Regions from separate parts of the Mus musculus genome. Here region 1 is linked to region 2. A link is a loop called in an ENCODE intact Hi-C map of the cell type or tissue named here. Cell type or tissue: heart. All regions are shown on one strand.

Region 1 (8,000 bases), 240 kb before region 2:
GGATAAACCTTTTATACCCTGTATATTTTTAAAGAAAAAGATTATCTCTAACTGGGCAGATCCCCTTAGCCAAAATAACGTGAGCTCTGGAGTGTTGTTTAATGCTTTAACACAAGTTGCTCAAGGAGAGCAATCAGGCTCAAGTGATGTTGAAAATAATATAACTTCACCTATAAACATCACCACTATTATGATAAAGGGAAAGGTGACCATTCCCAAAAGATCACGATGGCCTGTTGGCAATGCTACTGCTATACGCAGCATGCCTTGGTGTCATCCGGACCTCGCATTTCCTACAGTTTTTTTCACCTTGTCAATCAAAAATCTTTCCTCGGAAAGAAATAGCAAAGGGTTTTGTTTTGTCACCCCCACTAGATTTTGCTGTAATGAACGATAAAGGAGATGCTACAGGGAAAGAAAATATTTGGCCATATTACCAATGGACTTTAAGCAATGAGGCAGGTGCTAGTACCAGTCTGTCAGCCTTTGCATTGCTGACTGGAACCTTTCATGAGATATTGAATGTTTCTGCCACTCTTTCCAATACCTCTACTCATTTAGATAATGTGACAACTAATAGAATTATCAGAAATATGACTACTTCTCCAGTGGAAGTTTGTGTCAATCCTCCATTTTTCTTTATATTGGCTGAATTTCAAAATAATACAGAATGGTTAGATTGTACAAATGTCACTTGTTTTTTGACGCAATGCTGGAATGGAACCAAATTCTTAGCCTTAGTGGTTCATCTACCAATCTTTGTCCCTGTGCCTGTTGAGGCAGATCCAGAGAAGTTCCCAATAATGAGTCTTATTCGGCAAAAGAGAGGTTTTGGAATCACAGCTGCCATTGTTACAGCCATTGTGGTGTCCGCAGCATCAGCAGTTATCGCAGGAACTGCTATGGCCCATCAAATTAATACTGCTGACACCGTAAGTCAGATAGCAGAAAAATCCTCTGAAGCATTGCTTACCCTGCAAAGGGTGGATTCTCATATCGCCTCAGGGTTAATGTTAGTGAATCAGAGAATGGATATATTACAACATAATATGGAACGGATGATGGATGTCATACAAATGAGTTGTGTGGCATCCACATCGCATGTATGCATTACTCCCAATAGGTATATTAATAATTCTTTTATTAAAAGAACAGACCTATCGAATTACTTGAAGGGGAACTGGTCGCAGGAGCTGGAGAGATTGCAGACGAGACTGCAGATGCAGATCCTGAACCTTAATGGGACCAGAGTGGAACCAGTGACCCTCGGAGACTTTACCTCTTGGCTTACCTCTGCTTTTTCTTACTTTAAGGAATGGGTGAGAGTGATTTTGTTTGGTGCTGCCATATGCTGTGGACTGGTGTTCATGCTCTGGTTGGTATGCAAATTCAGAACCCAACAAAAACATGACAAGGTGATTATAACTCAGGCACTTTTAGCTATTGAAAACGGCTCCTCCCCTGAAATTTGGTTATCCATGCTCAAGAATTAGTTGGCATCTGAGTTCTCTACTCTTGCACTCCACAGCACTGAGATGAGAGAGACTCAACGATCATTGATCAGCCCTTGCACATCACTGAGGTTTCCTCATTGCAAGCGATAGAGTGATCATGATTTCACCACTAATTCATTTTTTGGCTGGCCTCTTTTACAGAGTTCACCCTAGGTCATTTAGCAGTTATTGTCACACAGCACTGTGGTATCCAGAGACGGGCAACTTTCCTCATGCACAGTCCAACCTAAGACATGGGGCCCGGTGGCGATAGGGTTACCCTATGACGGGTAAGGCTGTGACATTAGAGGAACGACCTAAAACAGGAGCCATGGCGGATGGGCATAATTGCACAGGCCTAGTCCAGCCTCATTTTATTAAAACAAACAGGGGGAGATGTGAGAAGCCACATGTGCCGTTGCAGAGTGGCACTGACTACTGCTGGCCACCACGCATAAGTTTGGACAAACAACCAATGTGTACATATGCAGTAAAGTTTTTTGCAAAGACACTGCCTGGCCCAGGCATGATAATGAGGCTTTGAGAGTATAACCAATCAGATGTGAGACATGCAAATGAGGTATGATTATGAGGCTCTGTGAGGTACAGAGAGAGAGAGAGTAGCCAATCAGATGAGGAAGATGCAAATGAGGCGTAGTGCATAACCAATCCAGGTATGAGACACGCCTCTCCTAGGCCTATATAAGCAGCACCAGTTCTGGGCTCGGCGTCTCTTCGCCTCTGCGCCTCTGCAATCAAGCTCTCCCAATAAACATGTGCAGAAGGATCCTGTTGCAGCGTCGTTCTTGCTGGTCGAGTCCGGCGCTCGCAAGACCATTACAGATGGTCATGAGCCACCATGTGGTTGCTGGGAATTGAACTCAGGATTTGTAGAAGAGCAGCCAGTGCTCTTAATCACTGAGCCATCTCTCCATCCCCCAAAATCACATTCTTAAAGGGCAAAATTTAAAACTAGTCTTTTGTAAAGGGAAAAACCTTGAATATTTTTAAATGGTAATGTACACTGGTAAGAACTGTTTTTTAGAAATACCTTTGAAGCCCATTGTGCTACTATACGTAACCTTAAAGGGAAGACTAATGAAGCCCTCAAATCAGCAAAGAAAGCCACAGTGTACCTGTGCTCTCTACACCTTCCTCCCCAGTAGTACCAAGCGGTGGTTGCGGATGGGGAAATGGGGGAAGTGTGTTGACAGAGTGCCTGAGGCCCGTGATTTCTAGTTAACACTAAACTTTCTAGGATTTTAACACTTGCCTTTAAACACAGACCACACTTTAAGACCCACCAGCATGCTGCGGACTCTCTAGGTGACCTCAGCCCTTTGGTAGCCATTGGTGAGGTTAATCCACGTCAAGCATTCTAGACTATGTTTAGAAACAGTTTTCTGCTGAACCAGAATGGTTCCCAACTATCCGGGGTATGGTCCCCATCTGCTTATCTTGATAGCCTTTGCATATTTTGAGTTTAACAGCTATGCTATGCCACTTCCTGGTTGAACAGCAACATCGCACCACTTCTGGTGACGTCATACTGGGCACCACGGGGTTGTCAGCCAGATAGAAAAAAATGATGTCACTAAGTTGTGCTTCCTGGCTCTCTGGCACTTTCACTAACTAATTCTTTCTTCTGTTGTTTTCCATAGTTTTCTATGTAACCATCGGCAGATAGTAGCAGGGAAAGGTGTCCACCTTGATTGGTTCTTCAGTGGAGTCAAATATTTAGGAAGGAATTATATTTTGTATGTTCTCTTTGGTATCTGTAGAGACTAGGAGAGTGGAAATGGAGAGGGTTGAAAGGGGCTCTGCATTCTTACCCTATGAATTTCATGCGTGTCAACTGTCGGAGGCACTTGTCTCCTTTCACCTGACTTTGAGGAGCCTGGCAGAATGAGTGCCGGGAGCAAGACTCTTCTAAGAGGACCTGAGCAGAGCTAATGAGCTGTGTCATGTGAAAGCTTCCCTTGTACCTAGGGCCATTCCACCTTCTCTCAGAGGACACAGAAGCAGTTGCTATTTCTAGGCAGAGCGTGATATCCTTAGGATGAGGTTAGGGCAGAACTGCTTCCAAATTTTAATTACACTTGGATTTCAGAGCACGCTGAGGTCCTGAGGGTTGTTTTTAGAATCTGGCAGAGAACGCTGGTTGTTACCTGGTATTTCTCTGACAGTAACTGGCTCTGTTTTCAGTTTGTGCGCATAGTTGCCATGATATAAAAATCTTGGTCAGTTTCTAATGTATCAAACTGTGGTCATGCGTGCTCTGGACAATGGACTATAAATGAGGGGTCTGGTGGCAGCTCCATGAAGCTAGCTTCACTGTCCATCAGTGTGCATCCTCCGTTCCTTTTTTCTGCCTCCTTCATCTTGCTGCATGGGACATAGATGTAATGGCTAGAGTTCTACCCACTGAACCATGCAGATAGAGCCATCTCCTAAAATAAAGTCCAATGAAGATGATTGGGTCCCTGAAGACCTCAAAGAGCACAGTTGTCATGTCAAATGACCTTCCTATAGTCATTCATGTGTGAACTGTCATGGGCAAGCCAGTGCTTCTGAAGGTCTTTAGTCACAGCTGACCTGAATCTGAACTGATGCATATAGGCTCCAGGAACTGGGGGAAGGTACGTTGTTCTCTTCTTTGTACACAGGGAGCTTCAAGAATCTAGCCATGTGTGCACGCATGCTTGTGTGTGTACTCGTGTGTGTATATGCATGCGTGTGTGAGTGTGTGTGTGTTTCTTGCTTTAAACGTTTTTGGGGTTTTTTTCCCCCTGATCTGTTGTGTTTTTCAACTTAATGTTGGAAAAATTTATGCCACACTGTAAATATAGCTGCTGGGGGAAGCTCACAGAGAGGACTGGTCTGAACATCAGAGCAGGACTTGATATCAGTACTGAACAAGATGTAGTCTCAAAGGCCAGCTTGAACCTCAAATTTTCTGCTCTGTAATTAAAGATACAAGCATAATGAACTGCATGCTACCAGGGATGTGGTTTGCTGTGTTGTGATAGATAATTTAGAAAGCAGTATCTCTCATGACAGAGCAGAGGAACCTCCAACCATGAAACTATTTCATTGCTACTTCATAACTGTAATTGTCTCATATGAAGTGCCAAAGATGAGATTCATGAACCTGCTTGCTAGGCCAGAGATCTGTAAACTGGAGCACCCAGTCGAGAGGAAACTGAATAATGAGCCACGGCAGCTCAGGCCGTGTATATTAGAGCTACCCTTGCCTCTTCATCTCAAGCTAAGCAGATCATCCTCTTAACGTTCTGTGAGTTGGTGGACACAGTCTCGTCAGTGCTGTCTCAGAAACCTGCAGATCAGGGGCTGCAAACAGGGGTTCTTGATCCCACTATTTGACCTCAGAAATGCAGTGACCTAACCCTTCTGTATTAGCCAGGGTTCTCCAGAGCAGTTGTTCTCAGTCTGTAGGTCAGGACACCCTTGGGATTTCATATTGGATATCCCTCATATCAGGTACAGTATGATTCATAACTTGCAAAATTACAGTTATGAAGTAGCAGTGAAATCATTTTATGGTTGGTGTGTAAGAGGAGGCTCTGATGCTAACCCTTTTCCCCAATTGGCTCTTGATTTGTCAATAAAGAAGGTTGGAGACTAATTGCTGGGCAGAGGGTACAGGTAGGACTTCCAGGTCCCAGGAGGAAAAGTGAGACACAAAGGAAGGAGAGGCTTTTCTGCCATGCTTTGGAGGAAGAAGGACCTAGCAATCAATCATGTAAGGCCTTGGGGGGAGCTAGGGCCTGCAGCCTCTACTATGGGCCAAGGATGTTTGGCAGGGGCTAGGTGAAACAAGCCACTAAGTTTAGGGCAGGAGGAGAGATGGAGATAATAAATTGGCAAGGGCATGCTTTTCCAGGCAGGAGATATCTATGCCCACCAATTGTACGTAGGCAGTTAAAGAAACAGGCTGTGTGTGTGACTGTCTTTTATCTGTGGATTCAAGGGTCCCAGGCGGGAGCTAGTAGCTCGACCCCTCCCAGAACAAAGGTAGAAAGAGAAGTCAGGTTAGGATGGCAGTGGCTGATCCCAGAGCTAAGCTGGGTGGAACAAAAGAGAGCCAGGAGGGGATGGTAGCTCGGCAGCTCCCAGGCAAAGTAGAACATTTATAAATTACCCCCAATGTTGGTGGCCACCACAATATGAGGAACTATATTAAAGGGCCACAGCATTAGGAAGGCTGAGAACAATTGCCCTAGAAGAACAGAACAGAGAATGACTGTGAAATAAAATTCATTTTAATCTTATGTGTATACACATATGTATATCTACATATATAATATATGTAAATATTTAATTAAAGCTTTATTAGAGTGGATTACTGTTTGTGACCTGGATATTCCAACAATGGCTATCTCCTGATGGAAAGGCCAAGTATCTAATAGTTATTCAGTCCATAAAACTGAATGTCTCAGCAGCCCCTTTCTGGTACTATAGTTGCAGGGAAGACCTAGAAAACTGCCTGTCTTCAGGCTTCATGAGACTCCTTAAAAAATATGTTCTAATATCAGTGAAGGAATGCCTCAGCTGCAGCATAGATGAAATTACCAGCAAGAGTAAGAGCAAGCAGGCAAAAGCCTCCATCTTCCATGTCCTTTTATGTAGCCCAGAAGGTGTGACCCAGATTTGGGATGGGTCTTACATCAAATTATCTGGATGTAGGGTGGATCTTCCCATGTCACAGTCCGGTCAAGAAAATCCCTCACAAGTATGCATGGATCCTTGAATTTTAATTTATTCTTGATGTGGTCAAGTTGACCACAGATTAGCACTGTGCCCCATATCCTAAATCTTCCCAGTCAAATCCTTACCTTTGATATGATGGACTTGTCCTGAGAATTCATGTTCTGTAGAACTCCACAACTTTTATAATTAAATCCTATGTTTGACTCCTCTGCTTCTTCTTCCCATGAGACTACAGGAGATGAGGTTCTTTACATAATGCTCCAATGTTCACAGTCTTGTTACCTTAGTAATAATCACTACACACCATTTGCAGTATTTCTCTAGTACAGTAATCGCCCCCAGCAATAGCCAGCTGTCTTCATTTAGCTACAACTTTCTCTGACCTCAAATGCTTCATTATTTTCTGACTGTACCTTATCCTAACTTCTCTGGCAAAAGTTTCAACTTTTGCAGCTTCAGCATGCCAGGGACTAAGAAAGCTCATGCAGCTAGTGATCTGGTTTCAAATACCCATTTTAGAACTTATCTACTCACCCAGATCCTAGACACTGTTCTCCAGGGTCTAGCCCAGTGAGTCTGCCTGACCCTCCCCTCTGAGTCTTTAAAATCCCCAGATATGGCCCAGTGTTGCAGTCTTTAACACAATCAACCTCTAGCCTTTCTCTAGGACCCACACTGCCTGCCTCAGACACACAGGCCCTTCCCATACCAGATCCAATATCTCCACCTGGCCAGCTCTACCCACACACTCCAGGTTCGGACTAGGATTCACATCCTGCACACCAGTATAGCATTCTCTTAACTTTGTTCCATCTAGGCCATTTTCAACCTTCAGATACAACCTGACCACACACCCTCTCTTCTGCTCCAACCTGCCTTTCCATGTCAGACACAAAACTAACAGAAGGAGTACACATGGAACTCATTATGCGAATAAATACAAACTTATGAAATAAATACAAACATTATGAAGGATCAAAAGAGGGTATCCCCTTGTATTCCACACCAAGCACCTTAGTCGTATAGAAATGGTTGCCAGTGAGGGTTTCCTGGGTGAAACCTGGGACACAGAACTTAAGAGAACAGTCATAAAGGCCACCAAAGAACTCAAGCTAAAAGAGGTCACGATGAAACCATGTAAGAAACTTAAAAATAGCTCAAAGAGAATAAATATCTGAGCGGCACTCAAGAACACACAACATAAAGCTGGTGGAGCCGGGCGTGGTGGCGCACGCCTTTAATCCCAGCACTTGGGAGGCAGAGGCAGGTGGATTTCTGAGTTCGAGGCCAGCCTGGTCTACAGAGTGAGTTCTAGGACAGACAGGACTATAAAGAGAAATCCTGCCTCAAAAACCAAACCAAACCAAAACAAACCAAAACAAAACAAAGCCATTAAATAGGTTTGGACCCCAAAGTTTCATGTGTTTGAATGTTTAGCTCATAGGGAGTGGCATTATTAGGAGATATAGCCTTATTGGAGGAGGTGTGGACTTGTGTGAGGAAGTGTGTCACTGTGGAGGTGGAGCTCTGAGGTCTTCAATGCTAAAGCTACACTCAGTGTGAAACAATCCAGCCTTCTCCTTGTTGTCTGAGCATCAAAATGTAGAACTCTCAGCTCCTTCTCCAACATCCTATCAGCCTGGAAGCTGTCATATTTCCCATCATGATGGTTATGGATTAAACTTCTGAAAGTGTAAGCCAGCCCGAAATTAAATGTTTTCTCTTATAAGAGTTGCTTTGGTCATGGTGTCTCTTCACAGCAATAAAACTCTAACT
Region 2 (8,000 bases):
ATAGGGACACCAATCCACCCACAAAACTTTCAACCCAAAATTTATCCTGTCTATAAGAAATACAGGGATGGGATGGAGCAGAGACTGAGGGAATGGCCAACTAATAACAGGACTAACTTGAGACTCATCCCATGGTCAAACACCAATCCCTGACACTATTAGTGATACCCTGTGATGCTTGCAGACAGGAGTCTGACATGGCTGACCTCTGAGAGTCTTCAACCAGCAACTGACTCAGACACCCACAGCCACAGTGGATGAAGCTTGTGGACTCTTATGGAAGAACAGGAGGAAGGATTGCAGCCCCTTAGGGTATAGGAACTCCACAGGAAGACCAACAAAGTCAACTCACCTGGACCCCTGGGCTCTCAGAGACTGAACCACCAATCAAAGACCATACACGGGCTGGACCTAGGCCTTCTCACACATATGTAGCAGATGTGCAGCTTGGTCTTCATGTGGGCCTCTAACAACTGGAACGGGTCTATGCCTAAAGCTGTGGCCTGTCCCGGAGGGATCTGTTCTTCTAGCTGGGCTGCCTTGCCTTGCCTCAGTGAGAGAGGAGGCACCTAGCTCCTCAGAGACTTGAAATGCCAGAGTGAAAGAATATCCCCATGGACCCCACCCACACAGATGGGGATGGCGGAAGGATTGTGGGAGGGGGTGGCTAGGAGGGGGCAGTGAGAGGGATGTAAAGTGAATAAGTAAAATAAATAAATAAAATTTTAAAAGATAGTATCTTTAAAAAATATTTTTTTAATTCACTTTACATCCCAATTCCTGTTCCCTCTCCTGGTCGTCCCCCTACCCCCAATCCCTTCTCCTCTGAGAGAGTGAGGCCTCCCAACCCTGGCATATCAAGTCTCTGCAGAGCTAAGTGCTGCTTCTCCTACTGAGGCCAGACAAGACATCCAAGTTAGGGAATGGATTACACATACAGGCAATAGCTTTAGGGACAGCCCCTGTTCCAACTGTTAGGGACCTGCATGAAGACCAGGCTGCGCATCTTCATATGTGCAGGGAGGGAATGGGGCTAGGTCTAGCCTGTGTATGTGGTTCAGTCTCTGAGAGTTCAGGAGTCCAGGTGAGTTGACTCTGTTGGTCTTCCTGAGTTCCTATCTCAATTCCCCCCCACCCCCCCCACACACACACCATCTTCCATAAGATTTCTTTACAGCACACGGATACTCTACCTCTGCTCATCAGGTTCCAGGTCTGCTTGCCCCTCCTGTCATTTTAACACTCAAGGCAGGTTCTCTTTTTTCCCCCTTTACACTGGCTTTTACCTAAAACAATCCTACCCTCTAAAATGCTGGCACTATTGATTTCTCTCTCTGCACCCGTATGTCTTGTCTATTTCTTTTCTTCCTTGAGAGGGTCTCATGCATCTCAGACTGGCCTGAAAGAGTTGTTGAGCCTCTAATCCTCCTGGCTTTGCCCCCACAACCCCAAACACTGACTGGGCCAACAGACATGCACCACCATTCTCAGTTCTGATGTCTTTTGTCATTCAGAAAGGTTTTCTATAGTTAGCCAGTCTCAGGCAGCCTATCTCTCTACTATATTGCTGGTTTTGATTTTTAACATAATACTTTTTTTCAAATATTCACTGGCTTTTTTACCTCTCTGCTTATTGCCAAACTTTTCTCTCTTATCTTATGAAGAGACACTTGAAGAGCAGGATAGCTGCAGCATCCTCAGATCCTGTCACTGAACAAGTACTGCTGGAGGGAATTAACACATGCTGAACATGACAGTAAGTACACACACACACACACACACACACACACACACACACACACTTGGATCTAAGCAAGGTCCTTACTCACTCAACTGAAAGCAACCTGGATAAGTTATCAGGATGTAATACAAATGGAAACAGTGACCCAGACAAGGTTTTCATCATGTAGTGTGACTAGGAATAAGGAGGCTGGAGGCTCTGGGGTAGGAGGTACTGACACAGAGATGAGAAACTGAGGGGACTTTGTGTTGTTTTAATGTGGAAAAGATCAGAGCACATTTACATTGTATTTAGGAAAAGCTGAAAATATTAGGAAGAAATAAAAATTTCTCAGATGTGACCACCATATTAATGCAGATTAATAACATAGTCTCAAAATACTAGCCTGTTGTCAGACTACACCAAATTACCCACATACCAGAAAGGCATGTGCTCAGAGGACTGGGCTTTACCTCGGATGCTCACCGACATTAGGAATATATTGTGGTATTCTCAAGGCTTTCATTCTGTGGGCTCTGCAACCTTCTCAAAAGGGTTTGGTTCTCCCAAGACATGTGAAAGCCAGGCATACCTTAAACTCTTGGAGTATCACACTCACTAGGTAGTTTAATATGATTAAAGAATTAAATACCATCAGTCACAACTACCTAAACCCAGATATATTACCAACCACAGGTGCCTGAACCTCAGATATAGCATCAGCCACAGCTGCCTGAGCTCAGACATACCCTCAGCCGCAGCTGCTGAGGCCCGCACACCATCATCCGCAGTTTTCGGCTTATTCTAAGAAGCCCTGTGATTTGCCTCTCACAACAGCCTCTACATTTCAAAACTCTACTCTGCTCCATGTACTAGCTGTTTTTTAAATGGCGTCATTCTTTAAATGTAAACATGGTCTATTATTAATGAGTAGGTATCCATGGTTGAAAAACAGCCTTCCAGATGAAGGCCATGTTACTGAATGCACTGAGTGAGGACCAGGCAAAAAGCATTTCCTGGGTGATCCAACAATAAGCAGCCATGAGCTCTGGAGAAGGTCCAAGAAGCAGAAGACACACTCTCTGGCTCGGGAGCATTTACTACCTGGGTTTGACTTACACAAGCGCCTAAGAAGTACATTATTATAAAAAGGCTCACTAACTGGGTCTGAAGAAGGCAGACAGAGAGGCCTTGGGTCAATGACGGTGGAGTGCCTCCTCTGTGGGCAGACGCTCAGCTTACCTGCTGAATGTCGAGGCTGGTGATGTCCATGTGGACAATGAGGGCTTCCACATTCTCCAGCAGTTTTTTATCTTGGAAATGAACAATTAAGTCCTTCATGACCTGGGGAGTAATCCCCACCAGTTTATCACTTAAGATATATGGCTCAAGGCACTCCAAAAACACGCCTTTTGCGACGGAATTTTCACTTAATTTGTCGTACATTTGACCAAATAGAAGATCCCTATAACAGAAAGAAAAAAAAAAGCAGTTTTAGGACTATTCCAAATACCGATTAAACTTAGTCTAAGTATGTCACATCTTTTCCAGACTTCAGTTTACATCAGCTTAACAAAAACACTAGCAATGTTTGCCCTGAAGTTTACATTGCCATACTGCACACAGTCAATCTTCCCAACAATTTTACACATAAGAAGTCCTGCCAGACACGGTGGTGCATTCCAGCAACCTAACACTCAGAAAGCTGAGCCCAGGCGAGTATGAGCTCAAGGCCATAAAACAGACCACACAGGACCAGCAAGATGACCCAGTAGGGAAGGGAGCGTGCCAGCAAGCATGCCAGCCTGAGTCTGATCTCAGGTCCCACGGGGTAGAGAGCAGAATGATTCTGACCCTCGGGCCAAACGAAGTTGACAAAGCTCAGCTCCTTGCTAAAACCACACTGGGATTATCAGTGAGAATCTGAACCCAGCTCTCTGGCTCACATCCTGTGTGCGATTCTTAGGGCAACTGCTTCTTAAAGCAGTAAGTAGGTAAAGGGCAGACACCATGAAGTAGGGCAGAAGTATCAAAGGACCACGCGCCCTTCCCCCACTCCTGCCACCGACATTCCCAGTGACCTCAGGCTCCATGAGCTCTGATCCTTCACTTTCCCAGGAAAGCTACAAGTTCAGCAAACAGCACGGATGTTAACAGACAAGACACGTCTGCAACAGAGGAAGGGCAACACGCAGTAGTGGTAAGGCTAAGGCAAGTCCACCCAGAGGCTAGCACCAAAGAGCAAGAAAAATCAGACTCAGCAACTCCTATCTGTCTCACTACTTCAAAATTAAAAGGAAGCAAAATTCTACAGCATGAGCTCAGTATTCTGGGAGAAAATGTGTTACGCATCGGGAAAGGAAGACAAGAGGAAGGTACACCCTGTTTCTGTATTTACGCTTTATGCTCCAGGGTACTGATATGTTTCCTAGAAGGACTAACTTCAGCCTTGCCCTGCACTATTTTTGGCTTTACCTCCTGTAACATGAAGTCTGCTGAATAAGAGATGAGGTCATTCGAAAGAGCTCAGTGTTACTAATGCTCTATTAATAGGGATATTTTGGAGAGCTTATTTTTTTTGCTGCAAACAGAAAAAAAAAGGCTAAACTCACACATTGTTTTATAACTTCTTAAAATGTGAAGAACTTAGCTGACAATAACTGCAGACTCTGAGAGGAGAGGGCACTGTCTATCTGAGACTTGCCAATCTGTACTAAGACAAAGCTGAATATCCGAGGACTACGTCCTGTCCACTTGGGCTACTGAGGTACTGCAGGCTCAGAATGCCACGCAACTGAGTCGTTTAGGCTTAATCGCTTCAGATACGAACCATGGTGATAGAAACTCAATGTGACTAGCACCATTACAGTTTACTAAAATATAATCCAAATACTGCACCGTTTTTACAGTTTAAAAGTATGATTACTTCACATGGCCTCTAGACCACTGCAAAATAAAACTGGCATTAAGTCTAGTAAAAATGATATTTGCATTGTGTGCAATTTGCTCCTAAGGGGAATCTCAATGGGAGGCATCCTTTTCAAATTGGGGAAATGAAGAAGAACGATTAAGTGTAGAGCAAACAGAAACACAAGGGTACACCAGTTTTAGGAGAAAGATACAGAAAGAGAAGTTACATACATTTAATAATTCTCTGCTCAAGGAAGCCCAAACTACTGACCACTGTAAACCTGTCTATGGCAACTCTAAACTGTTCTAAGACCTCTACCATTTAAGATTGATTTCCCTTAAGTATTTAATTAAACATTTCATATCCATAGCTAACACTTTAACAAATGGAAAAGACCTAGCCTGGGAGTAAAGATGAGTGTTGACCAAACAGCTTATTCCATCCTCCCCTAACACAGGACCACAGACAGGGTCTCAACAGTCCGATGGAAAAGAGAGCCAGACAGGAAAAAGTCAAATCTAGAACAACTCAAATCTAGAACAAAAGATGGGAGGAGGGGGCTGCAGGGGGACAAAGGATCCGAAACCTGCAACACTTCAGGCACTGGCACTGTGGTGGTGATGCTGCCCTGGCTCTCCTGTGGTTGCTGGAACTGAAAAAGCAGACATGGGACCAGGAAAGAAAGACAAAGACATGGAATTGTCATCAAAGCTGGACCAACACAATCTAGTGTTCAAACTTGGGAAAGAAAACTGAGAGATGAGAAAACTGTAGTATTCACATCACAGACCAGTGGTGGAGGAGTTTGTGTGCAGGAAGAGGAGGGGTGGAGGCAGCTACAACAAGCACTAAAGTACACTGTGGCTCAGGTACTCCTCTCTGGAATTCCCAACAACAAATACCATTCCCCAGCACAGCCAAGAAGGAGACTAGTGAGGAGGAACTGGTGAAAACAGAGGAGAGAAAACAGGCCCCCATGTGGACAAAAGCTGGAAGAGAGTCCGTCTTCCGCTCCATGTTCTGGCTCAATGAGAAGTCCCTTCTCCTAGCCCAACTGACAGACTGGAGAATAATTTTCTTTTGAAATCATACATATAAGAAATGCTTACCAAACGAGAGAGAGAGAGAGAGAGAGAGATTGATATTGAGAGAGAAGTGTGTACCTAGAGAACACTTCTGAGAATAACATGAAATGTTTCTGACAGATTTTGTTTTCCCCACACTGTCCTTCAGTTTACAACTGCTGGGGTCACTTTAACCCTGTGTCACTGTGAGAACTCTCAGAACCCCAGACTGTGAGCACAAGTCTCCTTGCTCCTTCAGTCACCCAGTGAGTGATAGAGAGACACTTTGCACCAAGTACCACACTTCTTTAGTATGAGAGGCATGCCCCACTGTGATGAGAATTTTCTCAATGTGAAGAGTTAACTGGACTGCAGTACTTCATACCATTAGGAAGCCACTATACCTACATCTCCTGTCCTGAAAACAAAGCTAGCACTGCCTCTCTGAAAATGAGTCAAAATATATACACATAAGACTACTAAGGCTATTGTGAAAACTAAAACATAACGTTGAGGAAGTGAGTGTGAAAATGGGGGGACGATAATCAGGAAAAGACGGCCGAGGATCCACACAAGCATCGTGAAGAAACTTCTCCTCCAGCACTAACTTATAAAGAGGACAAAGTGCAGCACAACACTGTCAACAGCACCCTGCTGCGATACAGTGACTGTCATCAACAACACCCTACTGCGATACAGTGCCTGTCACTAATGATAGCTGGGGGCAAACAACTGGCCCTTGATAACCTTCACTTATACTTCCACAGCGTGATCTGACCTTTTAGGAACTGGTTCTCAAAGACATACATATTCATAACTCAAGTGAGTGCAGTTAGGGTTTTAGCTGTGCATGAATTCTATACTCACACACGACCTTTACTATTTGGAGAGTGATCTTAGCTAATAACGGCTAAGACCACAGACACAGAAGCTGGACTCCCGAGCTGTGTAACCCACCTTTGCCCTGTATAAATTTGACAAGTTTCTTAGTCACCTGCTGTCTAGGGAATGTCACCTGTGAAATGAAAATGAGTAATGCTATACATGTTAATAAGGTGCGACAACAATTAAGAGACAAAGGACCTAGAGGTGCTTGGCTCTTACAATGAGTGTCAAAGCCCGGGGATTGGCACATGTTGGAAATTTATAAAGTTAATACTTAAACCTATAAAATGTAATCTAGAGTTTTATACTGACTTTGTTTTTAAATTAAAAGGCTCTGGGAGAAAAAACCTAAAGATGAATTAGCAAAATGAACCTAGTGAATGGTATGAAATACTGCAGGGTGATGGTCCATAAAAGTCACCTCCATCACCCTGTGACAAGTGCCCCTCCATTACTGTCGCACACAAGCACGCACCAGTGATAAACCACAAGCTTCTGTGTGTGAAAAGCTGTGAAGTGAAACAACTTAACATCATATGAAAATACATTCGAGAGTCAAGTCTGTGCAAATTAAGAAAAATTCTAGTTATGTTTATAGAAGTCCTGTAGTGCTGTGAATATGCCTGGCCCAGGGAGTGGCACTATTAGGAGGTGTGGCCTTGTTGGAGGAAGTGTGTGACACTATGGGCGTGGCTTTAAGACCCTCATCCTAGCTCCCTGTAAGCAAGATGTTGTCCTTATAAGAGTTGCCTTGGTCATGGTGTCTGTTCACAGCAGTAAAACCTTAACTAAGACAATTCCTAAGCAAGGCACTTCCTGTGAAGCAAGGGCTTCCTGTCTGAAGCAGGCAGGCACCGAATACTCACTTTCGCTGGAGCAGAAGGCAGTAGTCCACTATGACTGGCACCGTATCCTGGAAGAGAATGTAGGAGAGCATCAGCTCGGCCCTGACCCACAGCCCGCTGAGGAAAGCAGAGTTCAGCTTCAGATCTGGGTGACTGCTGAGATAATGCAACTCCTGAGCACGCTGTTGGTAAGCAAGCTGGCCCTCTCCCAGAAGTCTTAGGGGTAAACACTTTGGCCCAATAATGTCCATTCTGGAAATTTATCACAAATATATTAGGGGAGGGGGGCCTTTTTTTTAAGGTTTTATTTTTGTTTTACATGCATGGGTGTTTTACCTACATGGCTATCTTTGCAAGTGTTTTGCATGCAGCCCACAGAGGCCAGAAGATGACACTGGACTCATTAGAGCTGAAGATACAGACAGATGCGAGCTTCAATGTCAGTTCTAGGAATCAAATCTGGGTCCCCTGGAAAAGTAGCCACTGTCTTTAATTGCTGAGTCATCTCTCTATGAGGGGTCATGGGAGTTAAATCTATTTTAGAGATTTAGGTGTCTGGGCAGGCTAGGTAACAG

Evidence for each region. Hi-C counts contacts between places; a loop is a spot of excess contacts. Peaks named below come from ENCODE experiments on the same cell type or tissue, not always from the same donor. Only the 100,000 strongest peaks of a DNase experiment are listed, where the experiment ranks them.
Region 1: it touches region 2 in a loop (3-fold over the local background); 10 of 42 quality-filtered maps call a loop at or near these places.

Annotation. Positions count from the first base shown.
Region 1 is chr16:21,739,142-21,747,141 of GRCm38, reverse strand. No RefSeq gene overlaps it. Among named protein-coding and RNA genes, the nearest start is that of Ehhadh, 45 kb to the left of the region's middle. In heart, no CTCF peak of the experiment used is centred here; a DNase peak (open chromatin) is centred at 3,531.
Region 2 is chr16:21,495,373-21,503,372 of GRCm38, reverse strand. It overlaps Vps8 (VPS8 CORVET complex subunit), which reads right to left. Exons shown (of 47, transcript NM_001285893.1): 21 at 7,447-7,493; 22 at 2,963-3,185. Among named protein-coding and RNA genes, the nearest start is that of Vps8, 76 kb to the right of the region's middle. In heart, CTCF peaks have their summits at 4,453 and 5,612; no DNase peak of the experiment used is centred here; H3K27ac peaks cover 3,333 bases.